3 separate regions of the Homo sapiens genome follow, and all the other regions are linked to region 2. The links are chromatin contacts, found by Hi-C or POLR2A ChIA-PET in ENCODE. All regions are on one chromosome and are shown on one strand. The core of a region is the stretch at or near the end of the contact, and the rest is flanking DNA. Distances in the headings are between cores, read along the strand shown.

The links. A loop is a pair of places that touch in the nucleus more often than their neighbours do. ChIA-PET counts read pairs that join two places held with the same protein, here RNA polymerase II (POLR2A). Pooled maps may share reads with other maps.
Region 1: a loop to region 2 is called in a pooled map, with 3 times the contacts of the local background. The contact joins the enhancer-like site here to the promoter of CAST in region 2. A Hi-C loop is called at or near these places in 4 of 50 pooled maps. POLR2A ChIA-PET finds 5 or more read pairs at or near these places in 2 of 52 experiments (activated CD4-positive, alpha-beta T cell and activated CD8-positive, alpha-beta memory T cell).
Region 3: a map of PC-9 shows a loop between it and region 2 (4-fold over the local background). The contact joins the enhancer-like site here to the promoter of CAST in region 2. A Hi-C loop is called at or near these places in 2 of 168 maps with a recorded cell type or tissue (PC-9 and naive thymus-derived CD4-positive, alpha-beta T cell), 3 of 37 single-sample maps with no recorded cell type and 10 of 50 pooled maps.

The regions. Positions count from the first base shown.
Region 1 is chr5:96,278,782-96,282,951 of GRCh38, forward strand. The region is part of intron 1 of LOC101929710 (a long non-coding RNA gene); the gene reads left to right. It also overlaps a transcript of CAST not described here. Among named protein-coding and RNA genes, the nearest start is that of PCSK1, 150 kb to the right of the region's middle. RefSeq lists an enhancer at 1,518-1,567. Within about 2 kb of position 1,495, at least 2 of the 41 ENCODE cell types and tissues checked have a DNase peak (open chromatin) inside an H3K27ac peak, as active enhancers do.
Region 2 is chr5:96,661,126-96,663,825 of GRCh38, forward strand. It overlaps CAST (calpastatin), which reads left to right and starts at 1,251. Exons shown (of 32, transcript NM_001750.7): 1 at 1,251-1,372. The coding sequence starts at 1,298. RefSeq lists an enhancer at 904-1,405 and silencers at 968-1,557, 1,748-2,027.
Region 3 is chr5:97,165,217-97,169,217 of GRCh38, forward strand. It overlaps RIOK2 (RIO kinase 2), which reads right to left. Exons shown (of 10, transcript NM_018343.3): 7 at 3,544-3,636; 8 at 2,251-2,775. Among named protein-coding and RNA genes, the nearest start is that of RIOK2, 16 kb to the right of the region's middle. Within about 2 kb of position 2,320, at least 2 of the 41 ENCODE cell types and tissues checked have a DNase peak (open chromatin) inside an H3K27ac peak, as active enhancers do.

The DNA of each region.
Region 1 (4,170 bases), core at 245-2,744, 380 kb before region 2:
GTATGCACATGCATTCATATTTCATCATGTATCATGCCACACACATGCAGTTACATGCATGTATATATACATATGCATAAATACATGCATCCACATATTTCATCTACTATCTCTCATCATATCCTATAGCTTAAAAAATGTTGTAGTCTTATAATGACCATATAAGCAGCCACTGTTAGCACCATTATGTATAAACATTAAAATCTGTACAGCTATTAATGCTATATCAGAAGGATGGATGATACTCATATTTTCTTGTCAGCATTCTATTTCTTTGAATTAGAGAAAGCTGAAAAGAGAGTATTTCTTTTTCTGCCAAATATCTGGAAACACTTGGTCTCTCGGGTGGACTTCCAGCCAAATGAGGATCTCTGCAGGAATGGAAGAAATCACACACTCTGCTCCAGGAGCCTCTGTTTGCCAGGTCACATTGCTTTACTCTGGATTTCTACCATTTGATCGAAGGTCAGTCCAGAGACTTGAGGCCCACTGTGGTGCTGCAGATGGCCCAGTCTTGCCAGGGAAATGTGTCCCCTTGTGTTTTTGCCAGCTGCGGATCTGAAGATGAGATGTTTGCATCTCTAACACCTCACTTTTTGTGCCAAACCAGGCCTGCACTGCAAGGAATCCCCCTGCCAATTTTCCTTTATTAAAAAGATACTCCTTTCCATGCCCAAGAATAATATTATGGAAAAGGATAACCATTTAGCTATGTTTGACCATGGTCCTAAGGAATTCAGCAGGATCCCACAGAATTCCAAACAACGTATTTTTTAATTCACAAGCAAAGGATGAAAGGCACATTAATAGACATGATAAGAACAGAAGATGGGTAATTCTTCTAGAAGGCTTTACAGTGTCACTAGAGCACCATGTATCAATGTTCTGATTAATGTTCTTATACCACAGCTATACATGGTATACTTGCATTATATTTTGAGTAATAATAAAATATGCTTCTTGAGAAGTTATAAAAACTGAGCTGACCATTAAGGATTTGGCATCTTATTTTGCTGTATGGGAAGACATTTAGCATGTGGTTTCACACCCAGCCTGTAGGAGTTCATCCAAGTTCAGTGGTCCTAGACACAGTCAACATCCTCTTCTTTTAGAGTTCAGATAGCCCCACTAACATTCAGAATCTCCAAGCACACACTGCACCATTTTTTTAAAGCACATCCTTTAGCGCCAGACAACAGGCAAACACTAATGAAGTTCCAGGTAGAGGCATGTTTATTTGTTTTCTGTGGTTCAGAAACCATTTCCGTTTGCTTGAATAACACATTGTCTAAAAGCAATTTCCTTTCTGTCTCCATGGCTCCTTGAAATGGTAAATTATTAAAATAATCAGGCCTACTGGTGCCATAATGAACAAGAGGTGATCTCGTATTGGAGGCACTAAGCAGAGAAAAAGATTTTTTAAATTACCGTAAATTCATTCTCTGGTACTCAACGTTGTGGTTTTTGTTGCTGTTTGGTAGTTCCTAATTCCACTCCCCCAGTCCCCACACACACACTCCTTGGTTCCAATATTGCATTATAAAGATGATTCATATTAGGATAAAGTTTTGTCTCTCAGCCTACATCACTTCTCAGGACAGGTAATGAGTAAGAAGAGAACAATGAAATGACTAACAATGAAGTAGAATTCACAAACAAAACTGAATGAAGTTGCTTGAAAAGAAAATTTTGCTTATAGGTAAGTCTCTGTACGGAGAGAGCCAATGCATCCAGATTCAACTGCTAATCAGAAAATCTGGGTTTTGGCCCCTGCTCTGACACCAACATGACTTTGGGTAAGACCCATACCCACACTAAGCCTCAGTTTCCACTTCTGTAAAATGGTAACACTAGTTACTCACTTTGCTTATTTAAGTATCAAATGAGATAATGTATGTGAAAATACTTCATGAACTATGAACCACTTTACTAATATAAAATACCAGTAGAACAGAACATGTGTTAAAGGTAGAGGTAAGATTTTTTTTTTTTTCTTAACTGTTGTCCTTTTGTATGTATTCACACTAACACTAAGCCCCTGTTACCTCAATTCCTACTCCTAACTGGTCTCTGCGATTCCATTCCACCCTTCAAAATCCTTTCAGTCCCTCCTGTACTTTGAAGCCAGGTGAATCTTCCTGAATTATTAATTTCCAGGGAAATGTCTTGCAAGCCTGTGGAGCTCCATGTGGTGTTTAAAATAATAGAAACAATATGCCCATGGCAAAGGAATAATGTGGATGATAATGTAATCCAGATGTCAGTTTAGACCTCTCTGTCTCTTGAGAATCTGGAGATATCAAGATACATTGATTCTGACTCCCAATTCTAGAGCCCATAATTGGTCAAAATAATGTCATATGCATTATTGAGAGCAATACTTCCTCATGGTTGCTGATTCATCTGGACTTTTATTGTTGTTGTTGCAAATGACAGAAACTCAAGTTTTAACATCCTAAGCAACAAGTAAATAGGCTGGCTTATTTAACTGAAAAACTCAAAAGGTAGCATGACTTTAGGCGTGACTAGATCCGGTGACTCAAATTATATTAACAGAATTCTTTTTGTTTTTGCTCTGCCTTTCTCTGAGTTGTCTTCATGCTCAGGCAGTGTCTCTGTGTGTGGTGAACAGTTGATGAAGGCAATGAATTAACCAAGATTAATCAGCAGTTAATTACAGCTGCAAGTAACAGGAAAAATGCTAAGTGGCTTAAACAAGATAGTTTATTTCTCTCTCACATAAGGGTCTAGTTGTAAGCAATTCACGGCAAGTAAGACAATTATGTCCCCCAGAAGACTTCAGCTGCTTATCATTACAGTTTTCTGCCTTGCCATCCCTGGTTCACAATGGAGCTCCGGCCATGATGTCCATGTCCCAAGCAGCAGATGCGCGAGGAGAGAAGTAATGATGAAGGGTACAAAGCAACTGTTTCTTAAAAAAGGTATCTGAAAGCTCTCACATGACATTTTCACTTACATGGCATTGATGTGGCCATATGTAGCTACATTTTCCAAGGAAGGCTGGAAAATGTAGGCTTTTATTCTACGTATTGTGTAAGACCATTTGCCTAGCTGAAACTTTATTATTGTGAAAAAAAGAGGGAACAGATATTGGAGAACAATTAACATCTTCTGCTAGTAGAAATTCTATTAGCTTTATCAACTCCATGGAGAGAGCATCTTCTCAGGTCCTGTAAAAAACTCCTGGCAACGCTCTTATAGGCTCCACTTGAGTCCTATGTCCATTGTTGAACGATCACTTTCTGGGGTGGTTTGACCAGACCTAGCATGTGCTCACCCCCGTGGTGGTGATGAGGGTAGAGCCGGAAAGGTAACATACGCACCACATGGGATGGATTCCTCCAGGAGAAAAGCTATGTGTGTGTTGGCGGGGTGGGGGTGGGGTGTCTAATACCAGACAAAGGAGGCAGGGAAGCTGGATTGCTATAAATAACAGACGTCCACCACAGCTTCTCTGTCTCCAGCTTCAGCATGAGAACATTCTGTTTTATCCTGTGTCAACTGAGAGGCAAAATTCAGTTCCTTCGCTGAGTGAAAAAAATCTACTTCCGCTATCATTTCTGTACAAAATGGTCAGAGGAACATCTTTCCACATATGTCTAAGTATGACAAAAACCTTAATATTAGCTAGGCAATGAGATGTGAACATTGTATTAATGGAACAAATCCTTGGAGTTGTGCAGTGCATAACCTAAACAACCTTATGAGGCATCCCTGGATACTGTCGTCAGAAATTTTATCCAAGTATCAATCACCAACTGGTATAGCACTAGGAAGGGTTTTTATTTTTTATGACTCTTGTAGGTAAATATTCATAAACACCATAATTTTACCACTTATTGTATTTTAAAACACTTTTAAGTTGTCACCTATTAAAGACTAACAGTGAAAACTCCAACTTTTGTCATTGTGGGGTTATCATAATTTTAAGAATAATTGCTAAATCAGCCATTCTAAAAAAATATGCTGATTTTATCAAGTTAGTGCTTTCCAACCTTGGCTGCAACTTAGAATCACCTGAGGGTTCATAGAAAAAAAATTTGTTGGCCGGGCGCGGTGGCTCACGCTTGTAATCCCAGCACTTTGGGAGGCCGAGGCGGGCGGATCACGAGGTCAGGAGATCGAGACCATCCTGGCTAACACGGTGAA
Region 2 (2,700 bases), core at 1-2,500:
CCTTCTGGCCGGCTGTAGTGGCTCACGCCTGTAATCCTAGCACTTTGGGAGGCAGCACTGGGCAGATCACTTGAGGTCAGGTGTTGTTCGAGACCAGTCTGACCAACGTGGTGAAACCCCGTCTCTACCATTAAAAAAAAAAAAAAAAAAAAAAAGCTGGGTGTGACAACGCGCCTGTAGTCCCAAGTACTTAGGAGACTGAGGCAGGAGAATCGCTTGAACCTGGGAGGCGGAGATTGCAGCGAGCAGAGATCGCGCCACTGCACTCCAGACAGAGCGAAACTGCCTCTCCAGAAAAAAAAAAAAAAAAAAAAAAAAGGCTCTGCCTTCTCTCTCTTCAACTGTCTAAACCCCAACGCTGCAGAAAGCGGTGACCCCAAGTCCCAGAATGATGATGCTACTGCAGGGTAACAAACAGGTTTTCTGTCAGGCCTGATTGTGAACCAGCAGCAACTGCAGGCTGACAGTTTCTCACATAAGCACGTAGGGCTTGTTAAATTTCACTTCCAGCCCCAAACCAGGAAGCGCTGTTTAAGATGAGCCCAAGAAGAAAGCAATCTAGCTTCAGAAACAAAACTCGCCAGACTCTAGAAAGACTATAAGGGTTTAAATTTGGGACTGTTCTCCGTTTTGCATTGGAACCTATGTTCTCCTCCCCATAAAAGTTTATTAAAATTCGAAACTGCCAAAAAACAAAGTAAAATCATATAAAACATACACAGGCGCGTGCACGCACGCACACACACACAGACCAATTTGTTTTTGTGATCCGCTTCCTTATCTAGACTGTCCAGGCTTGGGCCAGATTTGAGTTGGTAAACTCTCGCAGCTAAAGCGGAGCAGAATGTAGAAAGAGTATCTACTTCTCCGGATTGTTGGGAGGAGGGTCGAAGCGTAGACTGGCCACGCCCGGGTCCCGCTCTCTCGTTGCACAACTGCAAGCTAGATCTGGGCATCGAAGGAGGAACGCTGCAACCTCCAACCCCTTCTTTCTGACCAACCGGGACCAGAGCAGTGCTGGGGCCGGGGCGGGTCACCGGGTGAGGACCGGGGCGGAGGGTGTTAAGTTACAGGGCAGGAGCCCGGGTCCCTCCGCGGGCAGGAAGGGGAGGGCCCATCGGGGCTAGGGGAACCCCGGCGCAGACCTGGGGTGGGGTCGGAAAAGCTGTTTCATCGCCCGCTCCCGGGCCCTCCGCTCCCTCCCTCCCTCCCTCTCTCCCTGGCAGGACTCCCCGCCAGGCCTCCCCGCCACTCTCCGCGGCGCATTCCGGGAGGCAGCGGCCGCAGCGGCCTCGCCATGTCCCAGCCCGGCCAGAAGCCCGCCGCCTCCCCGCGGCCCCGGCGAGCAGCCGCCGCCCGCCGCACCCATGAGGTGAGTGGCGCTCCTGTCGGCGTCGCGGGGCTGGGCGATGGGGTACCGGGTCCCGGAGCTGTGGCCGCCCTCCCTGGGCGTTGCCAGGCTGGCGGGTCTGCAGTCCCCGGCGCCCCCGCGGGGCAGGGAGAGGGCTAGGGGCTTGGCCGCTGCCAGGCAGGTGGCTGCAGGTGGCTTCGGTTCCCCGGCCGGGTCCAGTGCGCTGGGCGTGGCGTTGGCCGGGTAGAGTGGAGGGGGGGACGCGTCAAGAAAAGTTGGCTGGTAAGACGTGGGTGAATGAGGATGAGGATGAACGGGGAATGAGGTTCACTCAGGACCCCCGAGTGAGTGGGGTGGTTTCACTGGACAGCGGGATGTAGTCTTCCGCGCTAAGGCCGGGCCGCAGGGCGTGGCTGCCTGGAGACGCAGAGCCTCTTCCCTAACCAGCCTCGAGCCAAATTGGGCGGGCGAGGAGGGGCGGGGCCTGCGCCGGGCCCCACCCCCAGGGTTCTGCCCACCTGGCAGCCGCCTTGGGATGTGCGGAGCTCAGTGCCAGCCCGGTCCCGGCCAAGCGGAGTGTGAGCCCGGCGCCTCCAACGCAACACCCCGCGCCCTCGCCGGCTCCCCCGCCGTGCGGATCGGAGCCAGCCGGTTGTTGCCATGGCATTCGCCAGCTGGTGGTACAAGACGGTAAATAGGAGCGGTTGTGCCTGGGCAGGACCCGGAAGGGAGTGTGTTGGAAGGGAGTGTGTTTGCTTTGCCCTTCTGGGCGTGCGGATGAAGCGTTGTCCGGGGTTTGGCGGGGAAGGGGTGCGGACCGGGTGCGACCTCCTCGCAGACCTTCAGGTTAGGCTCGGGGAGAGGCAGGGGACTCACCCTCTTGTGGTATGTATGAGCGCGCCCGAGCGTGCGCGGCGCATGCACCTCTCTCGCCCCGATGTCAAGCACTATGCTCTGCTGGCGCTCACAAGTGGGATGGAACTGGAATTGTTGCTGGAGGAATTCTGTCTAGGAGGTGGATTCCTGAATGCACTAGGACGCAGCTCGCAAGAGCTTTGATCTAGAGTTCTTTTTTAACCCCTAAGTAAAGTTCAAAACTTTTAGAGGGCGATTGTTGGACGTACATTCGCCGACGCAAAGGAGAGGCAGCTGCAATGTGAGGCAAGGAGAAAATCCCAAACATCAAGGGGCAGAAGCAACTGAGATCTGAGACCAAGACCCTTGGAGAGAGCGGTGGAGGGGTGGAGGAAAGAAAGCGAGAAAGTGAGAGAGGGAGGGAGAGAGAGACAGCGCGCACAAAAGCGAGCTTCTCTGCACTTTATTACTTTGGATGAGGGACAAGAACATTC
Region 3 (4,001 bases), core at 1,070-3,569, 510 kb after region 2:
ATATTATTTTTTGCATGCAGCAAAACTGAAGACATAAAATACTTCAGAAAGATCATTATATTTTAAAATTTCTGTGAAGATAAAACTACCTACTGTTAAGTTCTATACATTAACAATTTTCATTTTCCAGCATTTTGTTAGTCACTATCAAAATTTAAAAACAGTAGAATGCTTAAGCCATTGAAATTTATCACCTCCCCACAATTCATCTTCCCTTTTCTAATAATCCTCTCCTCTTCTTTCACTGAACTATATAAATCTGTCTCTCCCTATCTAAATTTTTGAGACTCTTTCCACCTTCACAAACAGAAGATATAATGGAAACAGACAGTACTCATTATAGTCAGCTCCACTAGGGTAGGAAAATCTGCAACCTAGAGACTAATGTTTTTCACATGGCTCAAAGTTTCAATATATGCAATGTATAAAAACTCGGACGATATTAACTCCTAACAGTTAATATTTTTCAGCAACATCTGCTGTTCTGCTTTTACTTTGAATGGAAGTTTTGCCCAGCATGTATCCAGAGTGGGAACAAAATTATTGTTCCCATTCTGAGTTTAAAAGACCATTTAATCCTATATAGATTTTCTTCTATCACTGTGATGGTTAATTTTATATGTTAACTTGACTGGGCCTCAGGGTGCCATATATTTGGTTAAACATTAACTTGGGTGTGTCTTTGAGGGCGTTTCTGAATCAATAAACTGAGTATAGCAGATTGCCCTCCCCAGTGTGGGTGGACCTCATCCAATCCATTGAAGGCCTGATGAGAACAAAAAGGCAAAGTAAGAGAGAACTGTCTTTGAACTGGGACATGGGTCCTCTCCTTTCTTTGGATGTGGACTGGAACTTATGCTATTGTCTCTTCTGGTTCTTAGCTCTTTGGATTTGGACTGGAACTGTACCATGGGCTCTCCTTGGTCTCTAGCTTGTTGACTACAGATCCTGGGACTTCTCAGCCTCCATAACCCCATGGGCTAATTCCTTAAAATAAATCTCCTATTTATTCTGTTTCTTTGAAGAATCCAGTCTAATACAATCACTTACTCAAAATCCTGAGCCTCTGTCACCCCTCTTTTCCTTTTAAGCTTCTGATTTAATTTTCCAAGTTTATTATTTAAATGGCAGTAGCCCTGTGACACAGATACACAGCTATATGAAAAAGGAACAAAATTCTCATGTTTTGCTTCAGGAATAAAACTTTAAAGATAAAGGTAGGCTTAAGATATAAGCCCAAACATGTACTGAAAAATGTTTAATAAATGTATTGCTGAACTAATTTTAATTGTCATATTACTATTTTGAAATAAATAAAACCAATATTTCATTTAACTACAATTTGATTCTGAATAAGCAATCCCAAATCCAAAAATTAAGTTTTAGAACTTTTCCTAATCTAAGCTGAGCCTGATTAATATTTACAAAAAAAAATTATTAAAAGAAAACATAATATCATTAGATAATTTTAACTACACATGAACAAAGGATAGAAGGCTCAAGGTACTAGAGAAAATTCACTGCAGATGTTTCATATAGAAAGTACATTTATTGCATGTTTTAATATTTACATGCCTTTACATAACTCAAACACACATCAGATGTGTAATTAGGAAAATATATGAGGAATAACTCATCCATCTAAAACCTGATCAATGTATCCAGAGACCTGCAATAATTTTAAAATCATCAGTTTGTATATATATATATATTTTTGAGACGGAGTTTTTTGCTCGTCACCCAGGCTGGAGTGCAGTGGTACGATCTTTGGCTTACTGCAACCTCTGCCTCCCAGGTTCAAGTGATTCTCCTGCCTCAGTCTCCCAAGTAGCTGGGATTACAAGCACAGGCCACCATGCCCGGTTAATTTTTATATTTTTAGTAGAGACAGGGTTTTGCCATGTTGGCCTGGCTGGTCTCAAACTCCTGACCTCAGGTGATTTGCCTGCCTTGGCCTCCCAGAAGTGCTGAGATTACAGGCATGAGCGAGCCACTGTGCCCAGCCATCAGTTTGTATTTTAAGGCAGAATTACTTGAAATTTAGTCAATAGGCTGCCTAGAATCAGGTCAATTGAAAAGGAAGCTATTTTGAGTTTTTAACAACAAAAAATTATTTGGCTTTCATTTTATACATCAAGGTGGCAGAATACAATTTTGTCACATCATTTGAAAAAAACATTCTTTTACTAGAATCTAACAAAGTATCAGTCTCAAGACTAAAGTTAAAAAGCAATCGACAGAAGTCTATACCTGAAAGGCCTGAATTCTCTATTTAATGACGACAAGGCAATTAGATGAGGGCATTCATCTTCATACTCGTCAGAGCCAGCAGGGACTCCTCCTTGAACTCTCTGACCATCTTGCCTGTTGTAATTTTCAGTTCTGTTTTTCTCCTCAGAAAATTCAGTTACAGAGTTGTTTTCAACAACCTGCCCTTTTATTTCTTCTAAAGCTTGATTGAATTCAGTCATTTCAAAACTCCGTGCATCAGCACTCTCTTCTGATAAACTGTCTTCCTTTATTTGTTCAGGGTCTCCAGATGATCTGCAATAGCAGCCCTCTGATTCTTCTAGACAGTTCCGTTCACTTTCATTTTCTGACCCGTAAACCTCTGCTTTTTCTGCCACTTCTCCATCTGAAAATGAGAATTCAGATCCCTCTTTTGTTTCAATATTTTTATCATCTGGACCTAATGGATGAAGCAGTTCATCATCTGCCTGCATTTCCTTTGTGTAGCCACTGGCAGAAACCTCCACATCAAGAGTGTCTTCTCTCCTAGAAAAAAAAGGCGTCAAGCATAGAAAGAGAGAAAAAATGTTTATCTAAGAGGAGCAAATATCTACTACTCTGATAAATTATGATTCAAGTGAGTTTAATAGCTTATATGTTAAAAATAAATTTTCCTTCCCTAAAATGTAATATTTAAATGACACAGGTAAACAAATATGAAAGGTATATGCTGGCTGTCATTTTAAGAATAAAATAACTGAAAAGCAACAATATAAATAAAAAGGTTATAAAAACCTCAGCTTATGTTTATTAACTTTGTAAATTAACTTTCAAAGGGGGCTAAGGATTTCCTTCAGATTATGTGACTCATCCCAGATCAGAAAATATCTTAAGTGTATAAAATAAATATGAGAAAACTGAGCTTTGAGAATGCACATGATAGTTATGTTTTGAGAATCAATTAAAGATACCTCCTGGTCCTTGATAAAGGAAAAACACAAATTTCAATGAATGTTTGGTGTTATTCCTTATGAATGAGTTACTCAAATAGCATCCAAAATAGAATAAAAGTTCTTGAATTTATAAGAATCTAGATATGTCCGCTTCCTAAAATTCAGTAACAGTGCCTTAATGGACCAAATGCAGGTATTTTCAAGTTTTTAAGTTTCAGTTATGTACTACAGAGCAATGACATCTAACAGTGATTACGTGTCAAAATTTGGAAAGTTTTTTAGATGAAAATGTTAATTTTTAGAAATACACAGACCAGATATTTAAACTGTTCTATTATGTAAAGCAATGGGGAGTACAAACCTGATATCCTTAAAAGTTGGAAAAAGCTCACTTTCGTAGCTGAAACGTTTCATAAAGAAATCTTTAATGCATTTAACATCTCTGTCAAAATACCTGCAAAAGCAAGAATCATTTATGATATAGTCTTTATTGCTCCTCTTTTTCCTTATTAGCCAATGACAATATACTTATTGGTTAATGGTATTGCTCCTCCTTACACAAGGAGATAAAAGATGTTACACAAAAGAAAAAAGATACAAATGAGTTAACCAGTGTGTTTGAAAAACTAAAATCCAAGGAAATCTCAAGGATATAAGCTGTCAATGCCATGCAGTTCCTACGGTTAGGAAAGTCAAGGTTTTGTCATAGTTACTGGTATATAGTTAGATACACTAGGGAAAGATGAATGTGAACCCCAGGAAATAAGATAATGGGCCTATGGTTTGGGGATAGGTTTCCACTTATTCTGTTCGTCCTGA